2 separate regions of the Homo sapiens genome follow, and region 2 is linked to region 1. A link is a loop called in an ENCODE intact Hi-C map of the cell type or tissue named here. Cell type or tissue: dorsolateral prefrontal cortex. All regions are shown on one strand.

Region 1 (8,000 bases):
TGTCAGCCATCAAATTTGCTGTCCAGTGCAAACTCTGAGTTTGTCCAGGTCTGTCTGTCCCAGTAATTACCTGCCCATTGATCTAATTTTTGTTCTGACTTGTCACCTATTAGCAATATAGGCATTCTTGCTTTTAAATCAGAGGTTCTCAGATTTCTGAAGTAGTTCTCTTCCAAGGAAGGCACAGTCCCCTTGGGGGTTGTTTGGGAATGTGTCGGGGGGTATTTTGGGTTGTCCAGTCAGATTTTATCAGGCAGAGAGCAGTGATGCTAAGCTTCCTGAAACACACAGGACAGACCTGTTCAGTATAAGATCTCCTCACCCCAAATGTCCAAGGTGAGTTTAAATGGACAAATATTACCCAATACCTCCCTCTCAGTCCTGATGGCCCCTCCTAGGAACTTCACTTATCTCTGGATGAAGCAAATCTTCTGAAACACACAATCACCTGGTAATGCCACAGGGTGACTGACCTCAAAATGGCTCCCACAGTGATCTGTGGCACAACAGGACCACCTAAATGAGTCCAAAGACCTGGATTCAAGTCTCATTCTATCATTTCCTAGTGGTGTGGCCTCTGCTGAGTGACTTAACCTCTGTAAGCCTCAGTTTTCAGATCAGAAAAATGAAGATATGAAAACATACCTCACAGGGCTGTGCAGATTAAAATAGACGATAAGTGTGCAATCACTGCAAATAAAAAGCTCCATACACATGATACTTATTACGTGTATATGACCTGCTGCTTCTGCTGTCTGAGACACTTAGGAGAACGAGGCCTAAGCCTGGTTCCCAGAAGGCTAGGAAGTGAGCTTTGCTCTCCAAAATCATGCATTCGTTTATGAGTTTAGAGAGGACAATTTGTCTCTCCATTTCTTGGGCACATATGTAGGACACTCATTTTGAAGGCTGTGCATAACAGATGTCAAACATTCATGTTTCTAGGAAGAATGCCCCAAAGAAGTTACTGATTGTCTCTTCTGGCTTTTGGTAGTGCCTGGCCCTGATGGAGATTCAGGGCAGAGATGTTGCAAAGAAGGTGGGAGAAAGGCATCATTGTGATAAGCCCTGGAAATATAAGGGGCAATGTGGGCGTGGGGGGTAGGGTTTGCTGCCAAGTGGAAGAATTAATAAAGTTTTCAAATACGCACCGGCCCGGGACCTGGGATCAAACACACAAACAGCTAGGGACTTGCACAGCAACAAGAGAAGGCTGCTGAGGTTCTTAACAGAGGGGCCTAGGTGGTAGAGGTGGTGGGAGTGGGGAGGGCTGATCCAGGCAGACTGTGTATAAATGCTGGCAGGAATTCAGGAATGAGAGGGGTTGTGCCCGTGTGGAAAGTAGAGAGAGGTGTCTTCATGGTAAGTGGACTGGGGGAGGAGCATATCTTTGAAGGAAAGGCCGAGAAGGAGATGTCAGAGGGAGAGCCAAAATCAGCGTTTCTTAAACATGGGGCCACTGCTACTTTGAGTAAATTTAGTAAAATGTATTTGAACAAATTTAGTAAAAGTCTCAATATTTTAAACCATTGAGTCCTTTACCTACTGGTCTATTTATAAATCAGGGATCCCAAATTATTGGCTTGATCAAATTGGCAAAATTACTTATTTTATTTAAAATTAAAAAATAATACATACTTATTGTAGAAAATTTAGAAAATAGAGCTAAGCAAAAATAAGAAAACTTAAGGCACTCATAGTCCCACCACACAGAGATAACCATGGTTAACATTTTAGTGAGTTTTCTTCAGACACGATTATACATTTAAAATATAATAAATGAGATCATACTTTATATAATTTTTTTCACTTGCTATACTGCTAGTATCTCTCTAGCTTGGCTGAACTTGCTACTTGTCAATGGTTTGTCATCTGGCAATTTCAGGGTGCCCCTGTGGTAGTAGGAGATGGTGGACGGGTCGGGGGTGGATTGGGCAAGGGTTTCCAGGGGCAAGCGCTCATTGTGTTCAGTTAACCTGGAGACCTGATTCATATCCTCTTAGTGACCAGGAAGGTGACTGTTCCTGATGGAAGGCCAAACAGCCAGAGAGCCAAAGGAAAAGGTTACGTCTGTTTGAAAACAATGCTTGATATCCTTGTGGATGAACCATGGACACTTTGAGCTGTGCTTCCTTACACAGGCTTCAGTAGAAATGCTACTTAAAGAGATATTGGTTGCCTTTGTGTTGTTTATGTTGTAGAAAAGAACACACACACACACACCACACACACACACGCACACGCACATACGCAGCCATCACTCATAACCCCACAGAGATAACTGCTTTGACTTTTTGATTTTTTTTTATGCTTGGATCTTTCGTTCCTAATTTAAAATAATTCTGCCAACCAGAGTTTCCTATTATTACCATTTTGGTGCCATTATTTTTAAAACCAAAATTGTAGTTATTCTGATTTGGAGCTTCTTTATCTTCCTGTAGTAACCAAGTGTTTTCCTTAAGCCACTGGATAATCTTCTACATCATTTCAAACAGGTACCTGATAGTCCACTGAATGGATTATAAGGATGAAAAATAATCCTTTGTCACTGAGCATTTAGGTTATTTCCAACTTTAGGCTTGTTTTCCAATAATGTTTATAATATTAAAAATAAAATTAAGCAAATAGTTGTGCAACCTGCAAACAAAATCATGATCACTGAATACCCTGGTTATTCTTTTATGAGACGGAGCATGACATGGAAGAAACTCAGGAGACGGACATCCCACTGGCTCTGCTTTTGAGGATGTAGTTTAGTCTCATCCTCGTTTTACAGTGTAGAGAACTGAGAGTCAACAAACTTGAGTTACCTCTCCCAACCACAGAACAAGCAAATCATAAAACCCGAAAGTCTCTGACTTGCTGTCTTATGCCCTTTATTTGGTTAATATTGATTGATTGATTGATTGAGACGGAGTCTTGCTCTGTCACTAAGGCTGGAGTGCAGTGGCGCAATCTTGGCTCACTGCAACCTCCACCTCCCAGGTTTGAGCGATTCTCAGCCTCCTAAGTAGCTGGGATTACAGGCACGCGTCACCACAACCTGGCTTATTTTCGTATTTTTAGTAGAGACGGAGTTTCCCCATGATGGCCAGACTGGTCTTGAACTCCTGACTTCAGGTGATCTGCCCACCTTGGCCTCCCAAAGTGCTGTGATTACAGGCATGAGCCACTGCGCCCAGCCTATTTGGTTAATATTTAAATCCAATATTCTTAGATCTAAAAATACAAATAAGAAAAAAGGTGAGGGTTGTTGCTGATAATAATTCCAGCATCCTTTCTACCTGAGACTTATAGAATCATATTTCTGTTATTTAGATACATTTCCACTTATTTTAGGGATGGTGCCCTGGAAAGATACCGTATGTATTTGGTGTTGTCAACCTACACGATTTTGGTTTTAAATCTTTTCAATGCCTTTTTAAATTCATGCTGGCAACTTTTTGCAAAAACGTTTTTACCTGTTGCTATTGCATTATTCCATCCCCTTCCATTTTGGTTTCTATTTCTGTTAACTCTTGCCACCACATCATCACTCTGAGTCCTCAGGTTCACAGTGTTTATTATGGCTTAGACTCTTCTCATATTTAATAAAAGGGCCTGTTCATGTCTTTCATCGGGTTTGCAATAATCTCAGTATCATGCACATCCCTGAGTCTAGCATCTGTTCTCCCTGACTTTGCAATTTTGAATTCTGCTATTGTAACCTTCAAAGTGGTCCACATCACATCAGTGTGAAGTCGAACAGATGCCATGGCACAATGCAACTGGCTTTACTCTCTTTATGTGCTCAACCTATTCGGTGGTAGATGTGACACGACCCTCCCTCCACTCCCCTGTCACTTTTAGTAGTCTAAGCCTTCTGCTTTCTCATCACCATTGTATCTTCAAGGACTTCCAATTCCAGGAGAATGATTTAAAATCCTGTGAAAAAGAATCAGTGCTTCAAAACCTCTCTCTGTCATTCTTTTTAGGTCAATAGAAATGTTCATTTATGTGATTATTTGCAGTGCAAATACGATTATTCAGTGATGTTTTGAGCACATCATATCTTGCTAGTTTATTATTCCACAGTTTGCAATGACTCTTTGCAGAAGGAAGATCACAAATTAGATTAAGGAATATGTTTCATTTCCTTCGATCTAGGACACGGATAGGACTTCAGAGACTCCAGCAATTCTCCTTTGTCTTGCTTTTCAGACTCACATAATAGAACATCAATCTTGCAAAGGATCTCTCTGCCAAAACCACTGAGTTTAATTTAATGCACTACTTGGTCAAGACTGGAAGTCTTTATCTTCCATCCTCCATTAATATATCAATCTTAAGCATGACTGAAAAATGGGTACATTACTCGTAAAGATAAATTTGTGCATGTGCTCAGAAATGTCTCCTTTAGAATAATCAATAACAGATGTCCGATTGCCTCATATTTTCAGGTTTGAAATGTGACTTTATTAATGTAATAACGAATTACAGGACATAAACAGAAAAAAACCCAAACCAACCAACCCCCACCTACTTCCATGATCTGATTCAGGGAACTGAGTTGAAGAAAGGTATTGTGAGGTGCTTTGGTGCCCTCTGGTGGGTAATCATCTGAACAACACAGACGGTGTTTTAGTCATAGTTCATTTTGAAGGGGCCTTGGAAATCTGTTCCAATCCCCAAACTATAGGAGACAAAACAGAGCCCACGGGGCCCAGTGACTGGTGCAGAGTTCCAGGAAATCGTAATCCCGTGTCAGTCTAACTTGAAGCATTCTTGTTAAGGTTACTGGATAAGTATATAATTATCATATATTTGAAATTGTTTTCAGAAAATATTATCAGAAAAATTCTTCCACAGAGTAATTTTGGTGTGGAATGATCTGATGTATTTTATGATAACTTTTAGACAATGAAATTATATTTTAGAAGTGAATTATAGTCAGTTTAAATACTTACTAAATTCTATGAAAGTTTTGAGAAAAATTATTCAATATATTATAGATAGAAAATGTGACATTGATAAAATAGAAAAATTGCCAAGCTTTAACCAAACATCTGTTGAATGGAATTTTTTTTTTAACCATTGGGAAGGGAAAATACACCACATTATACTGTTGGATAAGACAAAACTTCTACACATATTCCTATAGCTCTATTTATCCATTTGACCATAACGTGCATTTTCATGCAATTTAAAATATTAATAAATGTGACTTTTCCAGAATATTTGGAGATTTTAGGCTTTTTTCTTTCTTCTTTAATTTATATTCTTTGAGTATCTCTCCTGACTTGGGGACATGTTTGGTAGAATTCCATATTTTAATGCTAAACTTTTCTTCTGATACAATTTAAATTCCAGCAAGATTTAATCAAAACTGCTAGAAGCTTAAAAACATACAGAATTGAATTATGGATTGTGTATACCAGTGGGTTGGAGTTGTTTTAATTTCTATTTTTCTTTCTCTTTCTGCCTCCTTAGGCTGTTGAATTTTACCATGTAGACAAGAGATCTAGGGAAAGAGGAGAAGGGAAGATATAAATCAAATTACACTTTGCAATCATCGTTTGAAGATTCAAATTCAGACGTGAAATCAATTGTTTAGAGAGGACATTTATGTTCAAATTGTAATATAACATCGTCTGTCTCAAACTTGGTTTGGGGTTTTTTTTTTACATATTAAAATTTCAGATTATCTTCAAATGTTGCTTGATTTGATTCAATCAGATTTGGCAACTAAAAAGTCCTAACAACAACAGCAAGAACATCTACATCTCGTTGAGAATGGACTAGGTGTGAGCCACTGCACTTGGCCTTCTCTATATTGCATTCCCTGAAACCTAAAACCGTATCAAAAGTGACACATCATCATTTTATATACCCCTTAGAAAAAAAGTGCAACTGAAATATTGCTAAATGATTTAATATCACATAGAATGTCATTGTATATATATTGAAAGAGCTGTATTAGGCTTAGCTAGACATTGATTCTTTTATCAGATATCACTCTTGTGCATGTATAAAAAGGTAAGTACGAAGAAATTGAGGTATTTCTAAACGTTTTTTGCATTCAGTCTATCTTCACTGAATCACTCTGACTCAGAATTGTTGAGGTTCTTGTTTCACTACCAGTATTGTCTTCTGTGGGTAGCACAGCATTTTTTAGAAGATGCCTATTATCTCCCATGCCACTGATACCTCTTCTGCAAGGCTTGGCATGCCGTGAAGCATTCTTGAGGTGTCAGCAGAAGGTTTCCAGAGAATAACCAGGACCCAAACTCCTTTCTCAAATGGTTCTGAGAACTTTGTTATTGTTTTCTGTCATTGCTGAAGATAATTAAAATTTCTCCGTGGCAGAGCCCTGCTGCCCAATTACAAAAATAACATCAACAGATCAATCTCCACAATCCTGAAGCAATCATGGCAGCTTTGATGATTTTGGTACAGGATGTGGTGAAAAATGTTATGGAATTCATCTTTATTTGTTTTTCAGAAATCACAATCAGAGCCCACTTACATTTTATGCGTACTTTCACACATTGTGTAGTGTCTTGTGTATTTCTTTCACCTCCACTGGAAGTTGAGTTCCAGTCATGCTACCAGTGTTAGCGAGTTTGTGCATGGACAGGCGATGATAGCTACATGCAGCTACACTCTTACGGATGGCAATTGTAAGATGCTGTAGATTGTAAGATACACTTCCATTTTGGAGATGTCAGACATGGGGAGACATAATTTTTTGAATCAGTGAAGTATGATGTGGTACTCTTTAATTTCCATTATAACCTTGTGAGGTAGATACTGTTTTCTCTAATTTACGGATTATTCAGTGAAACTATAGCACTAAAGGAAGATTTAAGAATACAGAGAACAGACTTTGCAAGAGGAATGGTTGCTTTGAGTTAGTCCTTTCTAAGCAATTAGAAGAAATGAGGAGTGATTGTTTCAGTTCATGGGACCTGGTATTAGGTATGTATCCTATTTACAAAGAAGTAAATTTATGATATATATTGTCTTTAGTGGGCCCAGAAAAAAAATGCACAGAATACTGAAGAATGTGTAAAAGTACTGATAAAATGTAACTGACCTCTAGTTTTGATTTCTGAAAAACAAATAGAGATGCATTTCATAACATTTTTTTCATTGTCTCCTGTACCAAAATCATCGAAGCTGCTGTGATTGCTTCAGTATTGTGGAGACTGAACTTTTGATGTTATTTTTGTAATTGGGCAGCAGGGCTCCTCCATGGAGAAATTTTAATTATTTTCAGCAAAGATCCAAAAGCTTCTTCAGAGAGAAGTGCTTCACAGCAGGAAATGGTGGCTAAGAGATTCATCCTATCGAAACAAGAATGTGTCAACAAATTTTCCCAGGCGTGTGCCAAGGAACTGCCTAAGGAATTTAAGCTGCCTGCAAGTTGTCACCATCTGGCCACAAAGGATACCTTTTATGAGAAAATCATGTTGTTATTCCATAAGGCAGTCATTATTTTATGTTGGCCACATTTCATGCAACTCAGCCCTCTGTTTTTAATGTGAAGACATTGGGTAGAAGTAATATCTTTTTGTCTCTTTGGGGGGCAGAGGGGAGTGAGTACCCCTGACATATAGTGGGTAGAGGCCAAGGATGTTGCTAAATATGTCGCAGTTCACAGGACAATCACTGCCTCTCTGTCCCCGCCCCCAACCAGGAATGATCAGGCCCAAAATGTCAATAGTGCTGAGATTGAGACATCTCAGTCTAGCCCCTTATAGTACTTCAGCTCCTACAAAATAGCATCTCTTCTGGAAAGCCTTTTGGGTGCCTCTTCCATGAGCTGCCTGGCATCCTATGCTCACTGCCTTCACAGAACTCATTATTCTGTTCTTGGTCTCTATTATGTCCTTAGAAACTGGCATTGTGCTTGAATACATTACATTGGTTACAAATGAATGACAGAAATTTAATTAGAACTAGCTTAGGCAAAATAAAGAATCTCAGGAAATATTGAAAAACCCAGCTTCAGCAAGGTC
Region 2 (8,000 bases), 210 kb before region 1:
ATTTTTTGTGTGGAAATTGTATGATTCACCTTCATGTGTTTTTGAAAAGGGATAGGGCAAAGAGAACTTTGTGGTTAATATTCCTGATCTGTTTGGAGTAGATGACATTGTTGGGAGATATGAGGATCTGTCCAAGTCTGTTAATGAACGAAATGAAAAACTCCAGATAACCTTGACCCGTTCACTGAGTGTGCAGGATGGCTTGGATGAAATGCTGGACTGGATGGGAAATGTGGAAAGTTCTCTGAAAGAACAAGGTCAAGTGCCTTTAAACTCTACTGCTCTTCAGGATATTATCAGTAAAAACATTGTAAGTGACTTTAAAAAAAAGTCCCATTTTCAGTTTTTTAAAAAAACAGTTTTATAAGCTCAAAGTGTAGTTAGATTTAAGATAAACTTAAGGACACAAAAAAGAGACATTTACTGAATATGAGTGTGGAAAGTAATGCTTGCACAAAATCAAGTGTGTAAAATGGTTTATCTGTGAAGAAGTGTAGGAAGGACTTTGTGTACTTTTTCTTGAATATTATTCATTATAGAGGGCTTATGCATACATTGAGTCTTATCTTGTTTATCATTGTTTCAGCCAGCTGCACATGAGGTTAATCAGATCAGTCTTGTCTAGTCTTTTAAGAATTAGGACCATGGCTAATCCCCAGGCTCCATTAGATTCTAGGGGTTGCTGAGTAGCAGCAGCCTCCTGCCTCTTTCGACCAACTAGCCAGCTGTTCTTCACTCTCTCAGAGAGATTTAAGATGGCATTCCTCAAGGGACAGACCAAACTTGTCATTCAGTTTCAACTGTTAACCTTCCTAGGCACAGGTTGTGCAAGCTTATGTTGTTAGGAATAGTCATTTAAAAAAATTCTGTCACATTATTTATAAGCATCATAATAAAAGATATGCAATATTTGGTTTATTTTAGATGTTGGAACAGGATATTGCAGGTCGTCAGAGCAGTATAAATGCCATGAATGAAAAAGTGAAGAAATTTATGGAAACAACAGATCCATCCACTGCATCCTCACTGCAAGCCAAAATGAAAGACTTGTCTGCTCGGTTTTCAGAAGCAAGTCATAAACACAAAGAAACTCTTGCCAAAATGGAGGAGCTAAAAACCAAAGTAGAACTGTTTGAGAACCTCTCAGAAAAGCTCCAGACATTTTTAGAAACAAAAACTCAGGCTCTTACTGAAGTAGATGTGCCAGGAAAAGATGTTACTGAATTGTCTCAGTATATGCAGGTATGCCTCCCTTACTACTCAGGAGGCTAATCAGATAGATTAATAGTTAGGGCAAACTCATATACTTAGTGCCAGAATTATAATTGGCAATCATTTTAATTGCTTATAGATTAGTAAAGATCTATGTTTTACTCCTTTAAGAATTTCAAACCTTATCTTTTCCTTGAAGCCTTTGCTGATTGATTGGAAATAAATATCATTTATCACATGTATCATAGGTAGTATAAGTATCATCTTACGTACCAGAAGCCACAAAGAGACAAAATATAGAATGCATTTTAAATTAAATAAGGTTTACTGTGTTCCCTTTCAAATAGCCTATATGCATGTTTATTATATTTAGAATACTGGCCATAGGCAGACTCATTCTTATGTGAAATTATGAATAGAGCCATTCTGATCCCGCACAGACCTCTGGATGGAATGCCATTTGAAGATCTAGCAACATTTATATTGACTGAATATCTTAATGCTTTGTAGGAATCAACTTCTGAATTTTTAGAACACAAGAAACATCTTGAAGTTTTGCATAGTCTCTTGAAGGAGATATCCAGCCATGGCTTACCAAGTGATAAGGCTTTGGTCCTTGAAAAAACAAATAATTTGTCAAAGAAATTCAAGGAAATGGAGGATACCATCAAAGAAAAGTAAGTACCACTTTAAAAATTATATTTTATTCTATTTATATTAATTAGAGTGAGATACTTGTATTTACTTATATAGATAACTGAAACAATTTTGAAAACTTGAGAATAAGCATAGGGCTACTTTATAGATGTTTTTATATTTTGATCATTTTTTGCTATTAAAGTTAACTGCATTATTTGGTTTAACATTTAGAAGGAAAATTCAATACTTCTTACATAAAAGTGGAAAATGTTGCATAAGAAAAACGATGGCGGTGGTATATTACTGAAAATGATCTAAACTTGCTGTAGTCTCTGAAGCCTAGGGCAAATATCACATTTTTATTTGCAAAGGCAGAAATAACCTTGAACAACAGCTCGTGGTTCTTTGCTTTCTGAGCTCAACTCAGAAACGATGTGCAATTTCAATATGGCCTTTTTAATATAATAGTTTACTTTTTAAAGAGCAGTAGATGAGATATGAACCTGTGAAAAAACACTATTAGAAACAAGTGAATGAACCTAAGTTGAGCTAAAAAGCTGTACAGGGCCTTGTGATTGAGCTTTTGTGTTTCTGATCTCACGTTAGTTTAGAATATACATCGGATTTTGCTAAAGTTTATGTAGAAAAGCCTCAGAACATAGAAAAGTCATTTCTCTTCCAACTACTGTTCTTTATTTCTTCAGAATTCTCTACCTAAAATGTTTGAGTGCTGCCTTTACTTCTCACAGAGCTATATGTTCCATCCTGTCATATGGTATTTAATTCACATTGCGTAGAAGAAATGTTCTTGGTTTTCTTAGGTGATCTCTAGGTTGTTTCTTCTTTCAAATGGGTCCAACTTTAAAATAATGTAGTTATCAGTATTAGTCCAGCTGCAGTGCATTCTTATCTGCCAGTATTCTGCACGCTTGCATATATGTACGTGTCATCCACATGCCAGATGTAACTGTCCTCACAGTTGTTCATGTGCTGGGCATGTGCACTGCCTCCGTGGTGCAGAGCATACAGAACGACCCATACAGTTCACCAGGGAGTTTCCTGAGTCTCTGTAGGGGAGGCACACATGAAAATTCTCTAGTCACTAGGTTTCAACTCATTTTGGGAGACTTGAATCTGGACTACCTGCAGCAGTTTATCCATCCATAAACGTGACTGTAGTATAGTGTAGAAACCAGTAGGTGGCATTATGTTTTCCTCATGTCAGTGATTGTCAACCTTTCCCTTCTGGTTCTGTGCCTGCCGGCATTCAGCATCACATAAAGGGGACAGATCAAAGCTCATTGAATGTAAATAATGTTCAAACTGTTTGTGTATTCTTAGAGTTTATGTAGCATTATAGAGAGTGCCATTACATATGGGCTACAGATTTCTTGAATACTCCTATCTTTATCAATGAACCTTGCCTGAAAAATAGACCAACAGTTATTTAGCTCAGGGGTCCCCTAACCCCTGAGGTATCTACTGGTCTATGGCCTATTATGAACTGGGCTGCACAGTAGGAGGTGAGTGGTGGCAGCAAAGCTTCATCTGTATTTACAGCTGCTCTCCATCTCTCACATTGCTGCCTGAGCTCTGCCTCCTGTCAGATCGTCAGAGGCATTAGATTCTCATAGGACCAGGAACCCTATTGTGAACTGCATGCAAGGGATCTAGGGTGCATGCTCCTTATGAGAATCTAATGCCTGATGATCTGCCACCATCTCCCATCACCCCCAGATGGGACTGCCTAGTTTCAGGAAAACAAGCTCAGGCTCCCATTGATTCTACATTATGGCGAGTTGCATAATTATTTTAATATATATTACAATGTAAATATAATAGAAATAAAGCACACAATAAATGTAATGCATTTAATCATCCCAAAACCATCCCCCCTCCCTGGCCTGTGGAAAAAATTATCTTCTACGAAACTGGTCCCTGGTACCTGAAAGGCTGGGGACTACTGATTTAGCTGATTTCAGTTGTCACCTATGAAACCTTTCCTCCTGTATCAAAGGGTTAGAGTACATGGAAGATGGTTTCTTAACATTGTGTGACATGAGAATAATAATTTATTTATTCTTCTTTCTGTGACTTAAATTCTTGTATGATTTTTGTTATGTAGAAAAGAAGCTGTAACTTCTTGTCAAGAACAGTTGGATGCTTTCCAAGTTCTTGTTAAATCATTGAAGTCATGGATAAAAGAAACAACAAAAAAAGTTCCCATTGTACAGCCTTCTTTTGGTGCAGAGGATTTAGGAAAATCTTTGGAAGACACTAAGGTGAATCATTGTTATCTAATACTAAATTTCCATTTGTGTCAATAATGAAAGATTAAAAGACTAATGGTAGTTTTCTTTGATCTAATATCATCTAAGTTTTATCCTCATATATGTACTGTATATTTTGTTGACCTTTGGAAATCATGGCATGGGGCTTAACTAATTCTTTTGGAAAAGGACATAAATTTTCAGTGGATTTGCTTTTTTAAAAAAAGGTGAATTAATGAGTTGCTGACTATTCTAGTAATCAAGTTTCCTTTCCTACCAAATCTCTACTTAGTTTCAGTAATTTTTTATACCACTTCTCATAATATTAAGCAAAACATCCTCTTCACTCAGCATTTTACTCTAGCTTGTATATATTACTATAAAGAGTATTTGGAAAGAGAAGTTATTTGAATCTCCTGCATAAATAGTGCACAAGTCTTTTGTCTTCTGACTCAAGGCTTATGCCTTGACCAATATGGCATTTTTTTTCCCCCATTCCAAATTTGTGGATGTGTGTGTGTGTTTTTGTTTTTTTTTTTTTTCGAGACAGAGTCTTGCTCTTTTGCCCAGGCTGGAGTGCAGTGGTGTGATCTTGGCTCACTGCAAGCTCTGCCTCCTGGGTTCACGCCATTCTCCTGCCTCAGCCTCCCTAGTAGCTGGGACTACAGGTGGCTGCCACCACGCCCAGCTAATTTTTTGTATTTTTTTTAGTAGAGACAGGGTTTCATCATGTTAGCCAGGATGGTCTCGATCTCCTGACCTCATGATCCACCTGCCTTGGCCTTCCAAAGTGCTAGGATTACAGGTGTGAGCCACCTCGCCCGACCGTGTGTGTGTTTTTAAAAGTAATTGAAATTTTTAGGATTAAAATATGCTGTAAAATGAAGTTCTGAATTCCTATTTATTTTTATTGTTCCTAGTACCTTTTATTTGTGACTGGTCTCTTACCTAGTACAGTTTTACAGACTTACAGTTGACAGTTATTTTGGAACCCATAGCAGCCAGGAATAGCCTGACTCCCACTTTGGCTAGGATTTTACTTGCCACTTCTGAAACCTTTGAAGGCAGAATGGGCCATACATACCCAACCGTTAACTGAGATAACAGTCACCTGGGCTGTGGGAACAAATAGGTGCCTTTTTCTTTCATCGACTCCCTCACAAATCAGGGTCTACAATTATTACTACTTTAAGATATGTTTAAGAAACTGAATTATAATGTGCAACTCTGAAAATATTAAGATGGAAAAATAATGTGTTTTTATATCTCAAGAAATTACAAGAAAAGTGGAGTTTAAAAACACCAGAGATTCAGAAAGTAAACAACAGTGGGATCTCACTATGTAACTTAATAAGTGCTGTGACCACCCCTGCAAAGGCAATAGCAGCAGTTAAATCAGGTATGAGCTTTATTTACATTTATGGCAAAAACTAAGAATCAGGTTTACTCATGTCAATTTTGTGTATGTTATTTTTTAAATTAATGCATAAAATAACCTCAGAAATACAAAGTGAAAGTGACAAGAAACATGGCATCTGTAAGCACACTGTGCTGGGAATGTATCTGTACTAATCAAATTTCAAATCCTTCTTATGTTTTATTTTATTAGACTGTATTTAAAATGTAGCTAAATTAATATGTAAGAATAAGGAATGTTATATTGGGGAAGGGAACAGATCATATTCAAATTTGTTTGCTTTTTACCTTAATTAAATGGAGATATTGAAATTCTATTTAAAATATTTAATTATAATATTTGATAAAGAAATGAGTCTGGGCAGCTGGGAAAGAAGTGAGGGAAGGAAATAGGCCCTTTTCTATAGCGTGGGCACTCTGTTATTTTATTCCTGCGTATTTTATTCTGTACATCATTCCCAAAGAAAACAATTATGCAGTATGTGAGCCGGCATATCTGTATCGCAATCTAAGTCATGGTTGAGCCACCTTTCTCAATAAAATGGGAGATTCATGTGTAAATATTGATTCTAAAATTAATTTAAGCAAGTTATGGGTATAGTTTTTAGTTTGAAACATACAGTAACAAGTTTTTTTAAAAAAATAATGGGCAGAAGGCAGCTCTGATATCTTTTTTCTGAGAGTTCTGAGTATCCTCTGTGGGGTATCTAGTCTGACCAGCCCCCAGCTGTCCCTATTGTGATACTGATGTTCCAGCTGGGCCCTTCTCAGCCAACCATTTATTCCACTCTATTAATCCTATTTCAGGGACTACCCATATTATAATGGTGTGATGATTTCTCCTTTTTCTTCTAATCAGATTTCCTGAAGTGTGAAGTTTTGTTGTTTTTTTTTTAAGAAGAGGAATTCTACTGTGCTTTATTTATTTTAGCTCTTCATGTCCCCTTTATATTTGCCATAAATATCAAGTGTTTTTTTTGTTGTTGTTGCTGTTGCTTTGGGATTTTTTTTTTTTTTTTTTTACTCTTGGTAACTACCAAGCATGGTAGGAATTAGTAGTGAGCATCTACAGGATATTTTCACTTCCATCTGAAATCCCATCATGTTTAATTTTTTTTAAAGGGACAAAGTTAAGATTCAGATATTTTAATGTTTCTGTTTAGACTTGTTATTATGTTTTTGATCTGAGAAATGTCTTTGTGTTTTGGATACATAGCCGATAGATACTAGTATGAGAAAGTCTAACTGATATTTTAATATTCTGATTATGAAAAAGTACCAATGCTAGATTGTTATGTAATAAAAGTGAACTGTTAGTTTACTGCTTACTGACTAGTTTCTACTTGCTAAGCAATGGACCTTTGGTTCCCACAGTGGTGTTTGGTTCCCACAGTTAGGTATTATTATTCCCATCAGTTTGGCTGATTGATTTGTCCAGTCACCTGGCTAGTAATTAGTGAGGCTGGGGCTTAAATTTAGGTAAGTTATACAGCAAGACCTAGGTACTCCTAACCACCATGCTCTCTCTTAGTGTTGACGTAATATGAGTTTAATAATCGATTTATTTTCTTTTTCACTTTCAACTTCTTTTTTATGTATTTAAAAAAATTATTCTGCCTCCATTAAGCCCATGATAACACCATGTAACTGCACCAGACAATTTTCAATCTTTAAGTAAGGCAGATGCTCTTTTGTCAGTCATGTATGCATTGTTCAACACACTTATATACTGAGCACCTTCTGAGCTTCAGGACCTTTATCATTAAGATAATTTTAACAGTAAAGTGAGAGGTGGCTGGCAAGATGGCTGAATAGGAACAGCTCCAGTCTGCAGCTCCCAGTGAAATCAATGCAGAAGGCGGGTGATTTCTGCATTTCCAACTGAGGTACCCAGCTCATCTCATTGGGACTGGTTAGACAGTGGGTGCAGCCCACGGAGGGCGAGCAGAAGCAGGGTGGGGTGTTGCCTCACCTCGGAAGCACAAGGGGTCGGAAAACTTCCCTGCCTAGCCAAGGGAAGCTGTGAGGGACTGTGCCATGAGGAATGGTGCATTCTGGCCCAGATACTACACTTTTCCTATGGTCTTCGCAACTCACAGACCAGGAGATTCCCTCGGGTGCCTGCACCACCAGGGCTCTGGGTTTCAAGCACAAAACTGGGTGGCCATTTGGGCGGACACCAAGCTAGCTGCAGGAGTTTTTTTTTCTATACTGCAGTGGCACCTGGAACACCAGTGAGACAGAACCATTCACTCCCCTGGAAAGGGGGCTGAAGCCATGGAGCTAAGTGGTCTAGCTCAGCAGATCCAACCCCTACGGAGCCCAGCAAGCTAGGATCCACTGGCTTGAAATTCTCACTGCCAGCACAGCAGTCTGCAGTCGACCTGGGATGCTTGAGCTTGGTGAGGGGAGGGGTGTCCACCATTACTGAGGCTTGAGTAGGTGGTTTTCCCCTCACAGTGT

What was found. Peaks named below come from ENCODE experiments on the same cell type or tissue, not always from the same donor. Only the 100,000 strongest peaks of a DNase experiment are listed, where the experiment ranks them.
Region 2: a loop joins it to region 1, with 5 times the contacts of the local background. A loop is called at or near these places in 51 of 110 quality-filtered maps.

Annotation. Positions count from the first base shown.
Region 1 is chr6:56,356,002-56,364,001 of GRCh38, reverse strand. It overlaps a transcript of COL21A1 not described here. Among named protein-coding and RNA genes, the nearest start is that of COL21A1, 110 kb to the right of the region's middle. In dorsolateral prefrontal cortex, CTCF peaks have their summits at 4,371 and 4,586 (motif pointing left); a DNase peak (open chromatin) is centred at 4,591; H3K4me3 peaks cover 389 bases; H3K27ac peaks cover 930 bases.
Region 2 is chr6:56,565,989-56,573,988 of GRCh38, reverse strand. DST (dystonin) reads left to right here. Exons shown (of 104, transcript NM_001374736.1): 51 at 102-310; 52 at 925-1,242; 53 at 1,723-1,889; 54 at 3,977-4,133; 55 at 5,394-5,520. Among named protein-coding and RNA genes, the nearest start is that of DST-AS1, 270 kb to the left of the region's middle. In dorsolateral prefrontal cortex, CTCF peaks have their summits at 2,840 and 3,043 (motif pointing right); no DNase peak of the experiment used is centred here; H3K27ac peaks cover 1,992 bases.